2 separate regions of the Mus musculus genome follow, and region 1 is linked to region 2. Evidence: chromatin loops called from intact Hi-C (ENCODE). Cell type or tissue: left cerebral cortex. All regions are shown on one strand. Each heading gives the region's core, and the rest is flanking DNA. Links, peaks and the distances in the headings are about the cores only. Region 1 overlaps Tenm2 (teneurin transmembrane protein 2). Region 2 has its middle 250 kb from the start of Gm51890.

Region 1 (8,335 bases), core at 213-8,212, 560 kb after region 2:
TGTCATTCAAAGTGGCATTTTAAGAAGGTTATTCTGGCTTGTGAGGGATGAATTGGAGAAGAAAGAAAACCTCTTCAAATGGTTGTTTTCAATAAGCTGTGTCATGACAGGGGGAGAGGTGTCTCAACTAACAGGGCGATAATAGGAAAGTGCTGGTGTGCCACAGATTAGCTGTTTTATATGTTAGAGCTGATTCAAGGTCACACCTAGAATAATGTCACTCTCCTTCACTGGAATCTGAAGTGCCTTCTTGAGAAGAGAAGGGGATGGTGCTACAATCTGATATAGGAGTTGGCAGGGCCCTAACAATGTCCTCAGGAAGGATACTGCATATCTGTACCATGCTTGTGTCTTCCACAGACAGAGAAGGACTACAGGAAAGAATAGCTGGAACAGAACAGAAATCAGGATGAGGCTGGGGTCTGGAAATGAAGCCTCAAGATCTTTGAAAAATGTGGGAGTGGTGTTTGGTGGGTGCAGGAAATTGAATGATTGCGACAAAGGAAAGAAATGAACCAGGACTGTCTTAGAGATCTTTACATTTGACACTGATGGGGACATTCAGAGAGAAAGCTTGCTTTGAGGGCAGATTCACTGGTCTGGTTGTAGAACTTGTTGGGTTTTTAAGTGCATTATTCAAGTGGAAAGACCCAGAGGGCAGTGTCAATAACTAGATCGTGTAAGGAAGGTCAGAGTGGAAAGAAGTCTTCCTGTGTCATCCATTTGGGAGGCGATTAAATATTATGTTTTCCATTTTTAAAATGTTAAAGGAGTTGAGAGGATTTCCTCACAACGCAGAGGTTGCCATGTCAAAGCATGTGCTGTGTGCTAAGAGCAAACTCCACACACAACACATGCATTCTTTATTCCTAGCGACAGGCCATGAGGCACAGAGACTCATGTTCCTTTTAAGGCAAGAGGTTATCCACAAAGAAGAAAATGATGTGGTCAAGGTCACGTAGCAAGCTGGGGCCAGGAATCTAGTAACATCAACGCCAGAATATAAACTACAGTCTAAGCAGGTACATGTGAAGATATGCTATAGAGAAGTAAGTCATAGAAAGTCACACTCCAATTAGAAATATTAATCTTTGGTAGCCCACCCTCATTCAAGAGACCTTAGAAAAAATATCATATCTAATAAGCTATATTTACCTACCTCCTCCCTGCATATGTGATCAAAATGAGGAACACCACTAATGGCCATTTACGGCTTTAAAACATCTTTTTGCCTTGTCTTGAGTTGATTTCTTTTCATCTTTCATTGTCTGTCATTTGCTCGCCCAGTCTCCCCATGCCACGCCCCCACTTCTGTGACGCTGAAATAGACGCACCCTGGTAGCTGAATCTTTATTTCTATTGTCAGAAAATTGTTCAGTCCACATATTCCCTCACCTAAAGTTAATTTTACCTCTAGACCCTGTATCAATAATGTCACTCTGAGGCTGCTGCTTTCAATGTGCTCTGAAAAAATTCTGTGGAGAGTTTGGAATTCAACCCTTTCAGAAAGCAGGAGCCTTACAGCTTCTCTTCCACTCTGAGTCCTCTGTCCTCTGGCCAGCAGCTTTCTGTTCAGCCACTGTGTGTTCTCCACTCCTTTTACCGCCTTAATAATCAGTAGAGTTACATCTGAGCGTATCCAAGATGGGGGTACTTCTTTATTTGGGTCCAAGCAAAACACATATCCTTCTATTGGCAGAGCATGAAAAGAGTTATGCTCTGGCATAACAAGATTAAGCAAGCCCACTTTGAATACCACATTGTGACTGGGGCAGGCAAAAGTGTCTTATTCTTTTTGCACCAATTCAAATTCTACATCTGGCTCACATAGGAATTCCAAACTACAAGATGCTGAGGGTCCTCGGGCAGACTCTTAGACTATGACGTGGTAGAAATTCAAAGAAGGACTATTGAGTTATCTCGTTATTGTTGTTTAGGTTTTGTTTTGTTTTTCCTGAATTGGTAAGTGTTCTAAGTCTGGTGCATGGATTTGACCTTCTGATCTTACAGAAACATGATTTTGAGGAGATGGTCCATCGAAAGGTTGGGCGTCTCCTCTTCCTGCGAGCTCACGACTGTGTTGGCTCAGGTTACCATGGAAAAACAGGCAGTTATCTCACCAATAACTAACTTCTACCAAATACTTGACCTTGGAATCAGCAATTTACATCCTTATAAAAGAGGTCACTGAGGGAATTTAACTGTGTAATCCTGGCCCCCGTGTGGCTAGAGGACAGTGGAAATAGAACAAAGCTCATGAGGCAGCCCTGGAAGTGATTTGAATGGGCAAATCATTTCTTTGCCACTTTGTTTTTTTTTTTTTTTTTTAAAAAATGGAGCCTCCTTTTAAAATAGTCGAGGAAGGTAGGAAGATGCAGTGTAAGTCCATGGCAAATAGTGCCTCAAAAACTCTGCCCCAGGACTCCAGAAAGCCACCAGTCATCACATTTGGAGGGAAACCAGGGAGAATTTAGGTGTGTGCGTTACAAAAAGCTTCTTCCCTAAGACCTTTCCTTCAAACACTATGTCTCCCTTTTATTGTGCCTTTCTTTCTAAAAAACTAAGGGAGAAAAATCACCTTTTAAACTTGAGCCAAGAAACACTATTTTTGCAAGTGCTAATATTTTAGGGTGGGTTCCTCTTTTTTTTTTTTTTTTTTAAGACAATTATCAAGACGAAGCATTTGTTTCTTCTTTTGTTTACCCGTGGCAGTTTGTCAGCAGTTATGGTAAGTAGACTTCCATCTGCCAGTAAAACTACATTGCAAATTGCCGTAGAAATTAGCAGCTTTCATTTTTGCCTACATAAATAAATATGCGAAATAAATTGCACACAAATGCATCCTTTAAAAAAAAAATCACAGGTACACACCGCACAGTTAAATGCCAATCAGACAAAACCAGAGACACACTGCGATTATCTCAGTTTTCAAACCTGGAAGATACACGGATGTGTTTCTAAATGAGAGAGGCCGCGGATCATGCTCGCTGAGATAAAAACAGAAGCTGCCAGACACCGCACTGTGGCTTTATTCTCAGAGTCCCCTGCCTGAAACCCCGCTCTATCTTTTCTCCGTGTGTGTATGTGCTCTCTCTCTCTCTCTCTCTCTCTCTCTCTCTCTCTCTCTCTCTCTCTCTCTCTCTCTCTCTCTCTCTCTCCTGTCTCTCCCTCTGCTCTCCCTCTCTCTCCCTCCCTCTCCCTCCATCTCTCCCTCTCCTCGCTGTCTTCCCTTGCTCATTGTTCTCTCTCCCCCTGCCTTTGATGCACATACGTTGTCACATTCCATCGACTCCTCTCTTCTCTGTTCTTACACTCAAGCCTGGCGGTGCTTTCGCCAGGCAGCAAGCAGCAGCGTCTCCTGCGAGTTTTAGTCATGTGTGCAGCTCAGCTTGATCGAGCGTTCCTTTTCTGCCTTTTCACTCTTACAAAAGATTAAAAGGTGGCGTCACATTGCTCCCCTGTTCCTTCCTGCAGGAGGGACTTAAAAGGGACAACAAAAACTAATCACTCTCAATAAGTATTTTTCTTGCTGGCAAAAAAATAAATAATAATAAAGAAAGGAAAGGAAAGAAAAAAGAAAAAAATAAATAGAAAGGAAAGAAGGCAGAGAAGGGGAAAGGCGAGGGGGTGGACTTAGCGGTGGTGTAATTTGAGCCCGTGGTGAGGATTGGAGCGAGCTAGCGATGCTGCACACTGCTAACAAGGGAAGGAAGCCTTCAGCTGAGGCAGGTAAGAGCGCCGAGCCGATCGGAGGGTTTGACCGAGTGGCTTAGTTAAATTTCTGTTTTCACCGGTTTTATAATTGAGAAAGGCATCTGCAGCAGAAGCCGATTTTTCAGTCGGCTTCCTTTTGTTTAACATAGAAAGTACCTGTATTAATTTTGATGAATTAGAGCATGCAGCAAATTCAATTGAAAATAGATTTGTATAGTAAATGCATTTATATGGAATGATTTTTTTCCTCCCTTTTATTTAAGGGGAGAGATGAGAAATATGATTTTGATCAGAATAGCACTTTGCATTACGTTAAATTCTAAACAGCTAAGGGAAGGGGGAAACATAATTCAATTGATACTGTTTTTGAACTCCAGGACTTAAGCCCTGGGAAGACAGATGGTATTTGAAATTTTTTCCTCTTTCTGAACTTCTGATGCGTTATAATAATTTCTCACCGGAGGTATCGGCAAAGGGCAGAGTTTATTTAAGTCTGGCTGCTTGGGTGTGTTTGGCTTGGCTCTTGTGGGTGAGGCGCATCTCGAATCTCCTGAACCTGAGGCAGGTTGACGGTTTCTAAATGGAGACTAAGTGTTGTCCCAAATGAAATATGAACTTAAAACATCAGGTGAGGGCACGCCTTAGAGAGGCATCCAGTAAATAATTAGGAGAACCGAGTTATGACAGTTTGGAGGGGGAGTTAACTCTGGAAGTGCTGTTGGATAAAGCTTTCTGGATTCGAGACCCCCTTAATGGCAGAGGGGGCTAATTAGAGACTCAAGTGGGAACTTTGATTTAAGCCCCCAAATCTAGGATACCTGTAGTGCTCTTCTAGAGGTAGCTTTAGGTGGACATTCCTTTTGTGCGCTATGAATGGGAACTCTGGATTGTATCTGGTGGCATTTCTCCTTTGACAAGCTCGGGGATGACGCTTTAAAGGGCTCGTATCTATTTTCACGGTGAACAAACAGAGACTATGCTCTATCCTTGAATCATCTCTCAGCACAGGGTGTTTGTGGCCGCAGATGTTGTTTTTAAAGTTTGGGCTATTTGCTGTTAATCTCACTTTTGGTGGATTTTGTTTTCATTGCCTCTGCTGTTAAAAAAAAAAAAAAAATGAAATTGTGACCGGCATGAATGAACTGATATTTGAGAATGGAGAAATATAATACAAATAAGCCAACTTTTGAAATTAAGCGTGACCAGAAATCTGAGTCCTATCCAGGTTTTTGACAAGCGTTACCCGACGTATTTAAGTTGGTTTTTAAATTACCTTGGTGGGCATAGGGGAAGTTCCTTACAAGTGTGCTGTTTGATTAAAGAGAATGCTTCCTGGGAAGGGAATATGGAAAGGTGATGGCCGTGCCTCTAGGCTTGGCCCTAGGAAAAACTGCCCTTCTATGGCTCTGTGGAGTTCAGTGAGCACAGAAAGATAGTATTTCACACATTTGTGTCGTGATAGAATGTTTTCTTGCTTAGTTTCCAAACTGGACTGGCTGTTTAACACCTCTATCTGGAGTATCTTGTGTTGCCAGACCCACCTAATGGCATCTTGTACATGCAGCTCATGGATTCAGCCTTGAGAGGGCATGGGGACAGGCTCGGTACTGGGCAAGGAGGAACAAGTGGAAAGTGGCTCTGGTCAGACAACGTCTGGACAACATCCAGAGTTTATCCCGGGTAGGAGTTTCCTGGGAAGGTCCCGGTACAGGTGCAGGCAAACGGAATTATTTTCTGTGGATTGAAGAGAGAGAGAGAGAGATGGGATCCAGGAAAAGCCATACAGCCATGGGATGCTGGGTAGATGTGTTGGTAGACACTGGCAAATTTAAAAAATAGCCTCACAGGTAGTTTTCCTCCTCTTCAACTTAAGAAACTTGACAGAATCATAAAGTGGCTTTCTTCAGAATTCTTTCTCTGTGCTGCCTTCTTGAATGAACTCTTTTCTGATTCTTGGTACACCTAAACATTGACGGCTTTTTTTTTTTCTTTCTTTTTCTTCTTCTCCCTCCACCGCTCCCCCCGGCAATTTTTTTCTAATGATAAGGATTATGCTTTAAAAGAGTGGTACGGGTTCAGAAAATATGCCCAGGTACCGTAACTTTATCACATATATTTTCTTCCTCTGTATATGAAAATGACTTCCTCAAGGTGAGGCAGTCATAAGTTTTAAATTATACCTTGTCCACTTACCACCACATGAGCCTCTGTCTCTCTCCTAGAAGGACACAGGACTAAAGTGCATGCAGAGAGTTGCCCTGTAACCCGGTGGCATCTCGGCTGGCTGGTGGCACTCTTTAGGGTAGATGGCAATCAGTGGTATCCCTACTCAAACTATCTGATTCATATAAATAGCATTTTTCTGACTTTTCCAGTAGATGTTGCTGGAGAGCAAAGAAAAGATTATTTCCACCCCCCACAGGAAAGAGAAGAAAAACTAGACTTACAAGAGGCAAAGAATCAGAGCCCTCTCTCCAAACTAATTTGCTAATTAATGAATTACATTGTATCATTACCTTTTATGTCTTTCTATAGAAAGCTATTCAAACTTGATTTAGATTTGTAAATGACAATTTGTCCTCCTTGGGCCCTATATATGATGTCTGTTTGCTGTTTTCCATTTTTGTTTTTGTTTTGTTTTGTTTTGTTTTAAATCAAGTTAGCTGCACATTGCTATTCAGAACATCCCATCCCTGAATGCAAAAACCCTTTAACATGCAAATATGATGTCAGAGGAAGAGCTGAAATAGAGTACCCGGAGAAGAGTAATGATCAAACGCATTATAAAAATATGCACCAGTTGCCAACAAGTAATGAAATATTAAGAAATTAAAAGCATGCAACCTCTAAAGTAATAGAATTTCATTGCTCTGAGACTGTTTTCCCACTGAATATTAAGTTCTTAATAGATGTACCAGTTAAAAAAACAAAACAAAAAACAAAAATCGAAAACCTACATGGTTTGTCAGTGAAGTTCTTTCATTATATGATGTTGAAAAATTAGCCCAATAGGATTTTCCTCAGAATGGGAAATGTAATTAACATTGGATATTAAGTGCCAGACTGACAAAGCAAAAGCCACACGGCTTGATGGGGGAAATAGAAACGCAAAAGCAAACAGGAGCAAGCGCTTAGAAGCTGAGGGGATCCACGCTGGAACTACTCTGCTGATAATCATTCTGATAAAATGACAAAGACATCCCAGGGGAACCCAGGATTCTAGTACCCAGACAGGAACTGATGCAATTTCAAGCAACCAATGACCTCTGTCTATGGGAATATTTGTTTTTAGATATGATCAATTAACCAATTTCAGTGGAGAAGGGGCATGTATTTTTTTTCCCCTCACAGAAGGGGATTGTTGGGCATCACAAAACCACTTTCGCACAGAAACAGAGTCCGACCTACGTCGGATAGCTTTTGGATCCTGTTACCTTAGGCAGACATGGCTCTGTGCTGGTGGATTTTCCTGATGCATTGAAGTATTTCTTCTGCACTTTTCACTCCTGAGGTGTGAAATGCTCCAGAGGCTGTTTTAATATAACAACCCCCATTTCTTCCTTCCTTCCTTTCTTTCTTTCTTTCTTTCTTTCTTTCTTTCTTTCTTTCTTTCTTTCTTTCTTTCTTTCTTTTCTGGGAAGGAAAGAGTTTATATTTAAAAGGCCTGAGTGTCAAGTACATCTATTTTGCAATTAGCACTAGAAGTCCACTGAGGTAAGGACAGCCCAGCTTTGTTCTTCGTTGATTTACGTACATATTTTGTTTGATGTGTAGTGGTTGGCTTGTTTTCTTCCTTTCTTAAAAAAAAAAAAAGTATAGCCTACATTTGCTGTATGATTGTATTTTCTGGGATTGTTTTACCTGTTGTTTGCACCTCTCTTCTTTCCTCATACCGTCTATAAAGTACTTCCTATATCAAAAGCACTACGAGTAAAATGCTCCCAAGCTTACCCAACAAAGAGAAACGTCTGCCCATCACTGACATCTTTATAGAAGTGGAAGCCACAGGGTGGACCTGGAAAGCACTGGTGAATACACCAAATGAGCCTCCCTCTGTCCCTCAGCAGAGCAGGCAAGAATAGGCTGGTGTGGATTGAGGGCATAGGAGAAATAGGAAATAGGAAAGAAGATGAAAACATGAAATATTGTGGGACAGCACCATCAGATGGAGCATGTAGGAAACATAGACCCCAAGCAATGAGGGATGCTACTGCCAGTAATGGGCTTTGAAGGACCAGACAAATTTGGGGTGCCCACGGGAAAGATGTCAGGCAGTTTGCAGACTAGTTGAAACTTGGTATGAGAGTAAGAAAAGAGTAGAATCATGACAGTAAAGTTTTCCCCAGGATTCTCTGAAACATCTGTCTAGATGACCTCTCTTCTCCAGCTACACTGCAACCTTCTGAAGCTATCAATGCTGCGACCGTATTAACTCACTTTTAAAGATATGTTGCTAGGACAAGAGGAGTGCATGCCTGGCCCCAAAGCTGGAGGCCAGTGCACCTTGCATTAGCTCAGTCACTGGTTGTAAAGTTGAGAACTAGAACTGAGAAGAGTGAATGTGGATGCTATTGTAATTATTGCGACTTCTTGTGTGTGCTGGAGATGTCTTGGACTCATT
Region 2 (8,335 bases), core at 159-8,158:
AAATCCATGACCTCATGGCTCCCATTTAGAGTGGCTCTTCCTACTTCAATTAACCTCATCAAGCCTTCCCTAACATTGCCAGAGGATAGTACAGTCTAGGTAATCACTCATGGTTGTTCAAATACTTCTAGGTGATTGTATATGCTATCGACTTGACAATATTAACCAATATAAAAGACTTTCAAAAAGGCTTGGAAATCTCTATCTTTTTGCCAGAGTACAGAACTAAGAAACACTTCAAGTGTTCAGGACTGTTTCCTTGCAGGCTGCCCTTCATGGTTTTCTTAATGAATTATTCTCAGCACGAATAAACCTTCTGCTGCCCCATGACAAAAATCAACCTAACATATACACAGGAAGGTCTTATCAGAAATCCCAGGGACCTTACTATCCATTGAAGCATTCTGTTGTGAATATATTTCTTCCTGAGAAAGAAGGGAAGAGGAGCTTGTGTTTATTCTTTTTCTTTGAACCTGCTTCATTCATAGAACTTTAGTGAAGGGCAAGGTAGAAGCTAAACAATTGCAGAAATAAATCCACAGTTAAGGACTGATACATATGTAGTCAGATGCATACGTCCACAGCTGTCAAGTATGTATATTAAGTGGATACAATTTGTGGGTGTGTGGCTCCGGTACCTACACGTTAAAAACCTGGAGATGGACACTAGAGATATGGTAGAGAATATAATAGACAGCAATATTTTTGTTCAAGATCTAAGAATCTTCGTCTTAAGATTGACTAACATAGGTTATTAACCCCCACTGAGGCCCATGCACCAATCCCAATGCAAAGGTATTTAACAAAAGCTTCCCATTTGGAATCAAACCTTTCCTTTGTCAACAAGTGTGCTTAACACTGCTGCAAGCAAAGCTGTACAAAATGCACCTTTTCTCTTTCCTGGGGCCTGTGCCTCTTGCTGTTAGTGCAAGTGACCAGCAAAGCAGGGAGCTTTTGTGTTCAATTTCTTACGTGCACAAGCAGAGGGACAGGGCACAGTAAAGGTGGAACTTAGCTGGTAGAGCTGGGAAGGGTGGTGCACAGAGCTTCCTCTTCTCCAGAACTCCTCTGTTCCCCAGCCAAAAGCCTCTGAACATATTGGGCACTGCCTCTCCTACTCAGGAAAATGGGAGCCACTCCTCTAAACAAAGGAAGAGAGGCCTACATTCAAAATCTAACTCGGCGTTCTGGCCATGAGCTGTGAGAGACAGCTCTAAGTCTCTGAATCAGATCTTTCTGTTGGTGAACCTACAAATGCACCCAGGCACCAGCAGTGCTAAGCTGCAAACACTGCACAAACTCTACCTGCATCACCAGGCAGCTCTGAGGTTTTGGTTAGATAAACCTCAGTTCAAATTCCAGCTCTCCCATTGGTAAATGGAAAAGGGTCATTGGTGATGCTATGGGGTGAGATTGATGTGTCCTGTCTCCTTTGGGGTTTCCAATCTGGTACCTTTGCCAGTCATAAGGCTCTTCGTTCTTTTCATCTCTCAAACTGTAGTATTAGAACCTGTACAGAATTGTTGACAAGATAATATTGGAGGGCCTGGTGTTTGGTGGAGGCGCAGAATTACAATAATCTTAGTGCTTGCCTTATTACTGTTGACTATGTTGAATTGTTTGCCTCTGCATTTCTCTGTAACACAATCCCGGATTTACCTCACTTCCCTCATTAGCTACTGAGTAGTAGCGGGAGAAGCAGCTTGCTTGGCCTGGACCTTAGCCATGTGGACTTTCACAGCGGGCAGATCTGAGTGAGGGTCCTTCTCTGCCATTTCCCTGGGTTAGACATCCTGCCCAGCCTCTCTGGACTTATTCATCTATTAGATGGCAAAAAAAAAAAAAAAAAAAAAAAGTGTTCACACCATAAGAATGATCCCTCTTCTTAAGTAGTATGTGGTTTGTTGGGGGCGGTGACATCTGCCATCTTGTGGGGCATAATTGGGGAATAAAAGTTGGTTCGTTCCTCTAATCGTGCAGCCTACAGTCTGGAGACTTTGTTAGAGGACTTAAAAGGTATATCATATCACAAGGGGAAAATTGCACCTACAAAATATTTTTTAAAAGAAAACAAACATGTCATGAAAACTTATAATAAGGGAAATTTGCCCTAGCAAGAGAGATCACAGGTCTCTCCTGAGCACGAAGGATAAATACGAGTTTTCAGGATGAAGGCAGGGAGGGGAAGAAACTCCTAACAAGCTCTCTGCATATGTTCCTCATTAGCATCACAAGCATATGATCACCTTCTTGCTAGAATGTGAACTCAAAGAATACAGGCAGGGTGTCTGTCATCTTCTGTCACCTCGAAGACAGAGCCTTGAAGGGAACAAGTGCTAGTAGGTAATCGCCGTGTTTGCTGAATGAAATTAAAATACTATGTCTGTGTATCACGGCTTTATCCGGGATGCAATTAAGAATGAAACATATTTCAGCCAAAATAGCATGGTCCTTGGGTTGTGGTAAACCATATCCTTGTTCCTGTTGTGGAAAGAAGGTTACATCCTATCTGGCTCTTGGTCTCTTGTGTATAGCGTAGGAAAAGGACTTCCACTACTCAGCCAAGCCATAAGCAGCATTAATGTCATTTCTATGAAAACATTGGCAAAAATCAGGCATGTAGTTTTTCAAGGTCTGCATGTTGCTGGAGTCCAGCCAGGTGCAGCTAGGGGCCAGAGAATGCTATCACCAGCCGTCCACCAGGTCTTCCCCTTAGTGGAAATGCCCAGGGCTCGTAACTATGCTGCATTCTCTCTCCAGTGGCTTAGAGTCAGATCCGGGAGTTTAGATTTAGGGAGGCATCCAGTTATAATTGACTGGCATTTGGAATAGTATACTGGGGCCCCATTTGCATTTGGGTTAACCATGCAGTCTCTGGACAGAATAAAATCAAATAATTCATGGGCAGCGCAAGCATGAGTCTGCACATGGCAACCAGGCAGTACACGTTTAGCTGTTGTTACTAGTATAACTGCCAGGCCCTGCTGCATTTCCCCCCCAATTATTCCAAAACTGAATCAGCCGTTTCTTTTGGAATTCTCTGACAAACAAACAAAAAAAGAAACTGTTTTCTGAGGCTTGGAAGCCTCGCTTCCCTATTTCCGCGCCCCCAGGGGCAGGTTTAGGGCCACCACCTGGCAATCCAGAGGAGGCAAGGCTGCAGCTGAGAAGGCTCCAGGAAACCCGGTCTTCCCTGGGCTTTGCCCTCTCCTCTGCTTCGCTCTGCATTCCTAACCCTGGAAGGAACGGTCTGGGTCCAGCCGAGCACTGGGCATGCTCGCGAGCCGGGGCAGGCTCCGGGAGTCCGCAGGATGCGTAGGCTGGCGATGCTCCCTAGTTCGCAGAACCCCGGTTGCAGCCGTGGTGCATCGGGTTTAGCAGAGCAGAGTCCTCGGTGCGTGCAGCTAGGGAACCCGGTCTGCCCGGGACAAGCCCAGAACCGAACTGAACTCTATGAGGCCCGGGCTTGGCGCGCTCAGTTTCTGCTCTTGGAAACGCCCGGCTGGAAGAGGGGGGCGGGGGGGGGCGGGATATCTCTGCAGACAAAGGGGTACACGTTCCCCTAGCGCCCCTCTTTACCAGCCAAGAACCCTTTCCGGGGCTCGCTACCCCTTAGATCTAAAGGCACCAACCCAGCCCGGGCCTGTGCGCGCTCTAGGGGCAGGGGATTGGCTCTCACTTCCCACGGAGGGACAGCGCGGGAGGGCGGGCGGCCGTAGAGCGGAGCTCTGCGCCTCTGTGTGCGCGAGTGTGCGCGAGTGTTTGCATGTGTGTGTTTGCGTGTGTGTGTATGTGTGTGTGTGCGCGCGCGCGCGCGCGAGTTTATATGTGTGTGCGCGCGTGTGTGTCTGTGCGGCGCGCGGGCGGGCGCGTGTGTGCGCGTGCAGGAGCCACTGGGTGTGCGTTGCGTGTGTTATGGGTTTGATTCCAGAGCAGGTTGCACATTGGTCCTGGGTGGCTCGCAGGCTCAGGTCGTGCTTGGGCGTCCTCCTCCTAATCGTTTCTGAAGTAGCAGTTCCAGCAGCAGCAGCGGCAGCCGCAAGCAGCGGCAGCCGCGGCAGCAGCGGCAGCGGCGCCTCCGCAGCAAAGCCTGAACTGTGCAGAAGCAGCGAGCACCGTTTGGGGAGTCGGGGGGCGGGTAAGAGGGAGGAGGGAGAAAGCCTGGCTAGATCTTTGGGATTATTTTTTTTCCCCTTCTTTCCCTCTCTCTCTTTCTGGAGGGTGTGTGTTGTCCCCTCGAAGTGAAGGAATTTTGCTCCAAAGCGAGCTGGGACCGAAGACTCTAGGCTAAGTTCTCTCTCTATGTAGATGGTGTCAGGGAGCGAAGCTACTGACCGAGCTGCTGGTAAATGTTTTTCACTTCTTACTCTTTAATGCTTAAGGCTTTTTTCCCCCTTGTTTCTTTTTTTTTTTCCTTTCTTTCTTTCTTCCCCGTTTCCTTTCTGTTGCTCTTCATTCTGCAATCGCTCCTGAATCGCTGCAGTTCTCTCTCCCTTGCCTTGCGTTTGTGCAGTTTGCAACTTGTTTCATGGTTTTCTGTGTATTTTTTTTTTTCTCCCTTCATCCTCAGATGAATGCTGGAACATTTAAATTCGGCACTTCGGGAGGTCATCATTAGTTGCATGAGTTTGGGGGCGGGGAGGGGAAGACTGGTAGAGTCGGCTGTTATTTCCCTGCAGAAGGACTTGACGCTTTTCTTTCTAATGTTCATCGCAATTATAGGGATTCTTTTAGGATTCATTTTAACATTGCATTGATGTTTAAGGTTATCGGCTCTCCAGGATTACAAGGCGGTTTGACTCAGTTTTAACAGCGTGACCAATGTCAGTGATTCCAGACCTACTGTACGGTACACGCTGCCTAAAATATTCAAAATTGCAGGAAGAATCCTTGGCATTCCGAAAGAGAATTTCTTTAAAATGCTGTTTTTGCATTACATTGCTGTAGATTTGCAGGAAGCAATAGTAGACACGGCTTTTCATGTGGCTTGCAAAGATAATAAACAGATAAGTGGCTCGGTGCATCTTCTACTCTACTGACTGAGCTATGGCTAAATTTACTTAATAATAAATTTAGGGCTTTGAAGAAGCAGGAAGGATGCTGGTATTGTTTTATTCAAAACTGTGAGGCATACAGAGCTTGCTAACCTCAGACCAGCCCTTTCTCAGCTCTTACTTGAAGTGGCATCTTGTCAAATGGGGAGAGAGAGAATAGTTTCTGCTGTACACATGGAATGAAATTATTTAAAATAGCCAGCATAATGCATGCAAATTGGACCCTTACTCTTTTCTTTAAAACACCAGAATTCACTCTGCCACCCTTGCTGCCAGGATCCATGTTCAACATTATTTTTAATATCACATTTAATAGTTCTTTGATGCAGTCAAATAATTTGAGTCCTTTAGAGGGTTTTGAGTAGTTACGATATTTCATTTGTCTTCCTTGTTCTTCCCCTTAAGTTTTCAGTTCCTGTTCAGTAGAAAAATTGAAGGGTCAATAAGTGAAGGTAAATCAGTCATTTAGAAGGGCCGGAGTTTAGAATTTCTGCTCAGCCATGGAGACATGAAATGGATCATGGAAAGTGTATGGCAGGAAGGGGGGTGGTGCTCGTGCATTCTCACCCTCAGATGCTCAGGATCTAAGCGCGGGTGGGAGACTCAGGTTAGGGATGCTCCGAGGCCCATGGGCTTTGCCCAGGGAGAATATTATTCTGTCACGAAGACTGCCTCTACTGTATGGTAGTCACCTCCAGAGCAGCAGGCTGCCATGGTATGGGAAGCTTGGTTTGCAGTCATACTGTTAAACTTTGCTTTGATGCAAACTTAACTGGCTTTGTGAGAACTGCAGAAGGCAGGTAGTATATTCAGGAGTAAAAAAAGAAAAGAAAAGAAGAGAAAAGAAAAAAAGAAACCATTTGTAAATTAAGTCAACTCTTCAGGTTCTGTTTTACATAAGAGAAAAGCTACCTTAAACCATGACACTGATTCACCTGTGCTGTTTCCCCTAGGGTTGACAAAAGCCATTCTCAAAATTCCTGAGATCAGAGCCTTATTTCTGCCCGTGTATGCTTCTAATAAAAAAGAGGCATCTTATTTGTAAAGAGAGTACTTCTTACTCAGGACTCTCTTGAGGTAGCAATATTGCCATTTTAGAATATTTTCATGGGCCCTTAAGTTTACCATTTTGATTAAATTGGAGGAGAAAAACACTCCTCTTCCATTCATTTAGGACAGTTTTTGACTGGAGTGTTTGCTTGTAGGAGTCATAAAGAAACAAAACTGCATGCACATAGTGAATCCTAGTCCTCTGACCATAAGGTTTCTAAAGCAACTTACTCTCCTCCTCCTGTGACCATTTCCAGGACAGCGTACCCCACGCAGAGCAGCTTCAGTAGTAGTCCACAACACTTCCAGGCATGGTCACTAAGAGATAACTGAGCAAGCTCAAGTCTTCTTTTGATGGGTCCATAGGGCAAAATATGCACACCTTTAAATACACACATCACAATTAGCTTCCATTTCAGCAGCCTCACAACCTCTGAAGCCCAGGAGTATGTTTATTTAGGGAACACGTTTCTTTCCTGCAGAGTTGTTTTTTGTTTTATCTTATTTTGGCTTGTTTCTCCACCCCAACCCTCTGTGCACTTCTAGTTTCCTGGCAACTTCTAGAAGGCTCGGATATTTTTCTGTTAAACTATTAAACACATCTATGCTTTTGACTCAATGACAAGCTATGCTACTATTCCACTAACCGGATTTGCATTACTATAACATGGTTCTCTATGATAGCATTTCTGTGGCTTGTTGGCATCACTGACGTTTGGTTTTGTTTTGTTTTGGGGTTTTTTGTGGTTGTTGTTTTTTATCATTAAGCTTGTCCTTAAATCTTCACTAAGACCCTTTAACTTCTGCGCCTGATGTTGATTTCAGGTTAAGGTATCAAAATAGTATCATCATCTTGATGGTAAATTAGGGAGTTCATTCTCAATTGGTCTGCTAGTGACATGTCAGTATGTGCAAAAAGCCTTGCACTTCCTAGAGAAGGTAACATTTTTTTTTAAAGAGGGCTGTGTAGAAAGACAGGTGTCTGAGGCTGTGGGTTCACAGACTTTGACAGTTCTGTCTGACTCTATTGTTAGAGTTCCTGTTCCCATCTTTATAAGAATGGAGATTTCTCTGCATGTCCAAAGTGTTGATTCTGCTAGACCTACAGACTGTTTCTTAACATTGATTGCCATTCTTTTTCGTTGTATGAGTGAAAGGATCCTCAATGTACCTGTGTGCTTTAAAGGAGGACCTGCATTGCCCTGCCCATTCCTAGATTTTTCCGTTTGACCTGACTGATTTGGAGAGGTGATTTCTGCTGAAATAAAATCAAGGTCATTTCCAAGGGCTTAAAAAATATATCCCTCCCCATCTGAGGGCTAAAAGTTAAACTGCTAGTAAGATTTGGAGAGGTAGGACTTACTGTCAAACTCCTTATCTCACACATGGCTATGGACAAAGCATTTTTTTTTTCCTCATTACTTGACATGGAGTAACAGTTCTAGTCTTTGATCTGATACTGACTCTTGCTAACCTCAATGTGTTCTTCACACTCTCCATTCTACACCCAGAAGAAGTGAAAGAGACTTTCAGCCAAAAGATAGAACCTGGATACTTGCATTTTTAAAAAGGTATTTTCAGTGAAAAGATAGGTAACAATATTTGATGAAATGAGATAAATTTTGCAATCAGGGAATACTGCAAGTAATGTGTATTTACCCTACCAGTCATTTTAAAGAATTTCTTCTGCTGAGAACAGAAGTATCTGCTCTTTGTGTAGCAGCTTTGCCAAAGTAGCCTTTGTTTTTCTGGCGTTTAGTTTGATTTAGAAAAGAAATGGTTCCATTGTTTAAGAATGTGTGCTATCAGCAACATGTAGTTGTTTTTACTTTCTTGTTCTCTTTTCCGTGCTAAGAAAGACAAAGCACTTGCTAATTTAATTATTTTAGATACACTGAGAGTTGTCTTGCTGATATTTCCAAAGGCTTCATAAGCTAAAGAAGCAAATAACTCGTTCACTAAAATCCGTCTGTCTCTGCAGAATCCATTCAATATATACCCCCAGTGTGATTCTGAACTTGAAGTAGTACAGCTTTCAAAAATCAGTTCCTCCATAGCAAACCATGAAGAACTCTAAGAAATTGTCCCCAAAATGAAGTTCCTTTTGATTTCTTGTTTGTTCTGGTTTTGTTTTGTCTTGTTTTTCCTGAAAGTCTTCCATTGGTCCATCTGCCCTCTGCCCTCAGCATAGAATGACAATCCTTATAGGCAAAAATGAATTGATGGGGTAT

Evidence for each region. Hi-C counts contacts between places; a loop is a spot of excess contacts. Peaks named below come from ENCODE experiments on the same cell type or tissue, not always from the same donor. Only the 100,000 strongest peaks of a DNase experiment are listed, where the experiment ranks them.
Region 1: it touches region 2 in a loop (15-fold over the local background); 5 of 42 quality-filtered maps call a loop at or near these places.

What each region holds. Positions count from the first base shown.
Region 1 is chr11:36,672,863-36,681,197 of GRCm38, reverse strand. All of the region lies in intron 2 of Tenm2 (teneurin transmembrane protein 2), which reads left to right. Among named protein-coding and RNA genes, the nearest start is that of Gm51889, 21 kb to the left of the region's middle. In left cerebral cortex, for the core only: a CTCF peak has its summit at 6,092; DNase peaks (open chromatin) are centred at 4,443, 4,576, 5,263, 6,075 and 7 more places; H3K4me3 peaks cover 3,669 bases; H3K27ac peaks cover 4,694 bases.
Region 2 is chr11:37,231,847-37,240,181 of GRCm38, reverse strand. It overlaps a transcript of Tenm2 not described here. Among named protein-coding and RNA genes, the nearest start is that of Gm51890, 250 kb to the right of the region's middle. In left cerebral cortex, for the core only: no CTCF peak of the experiment used is centred there; DNase peaks (open chromatin) are centred at 4,925, 5,130, 5,659, 6,388 and 5 more places; H3K4me3 peaks cover 5,881 bases; H3K27ac peaks cover 3,879 bases.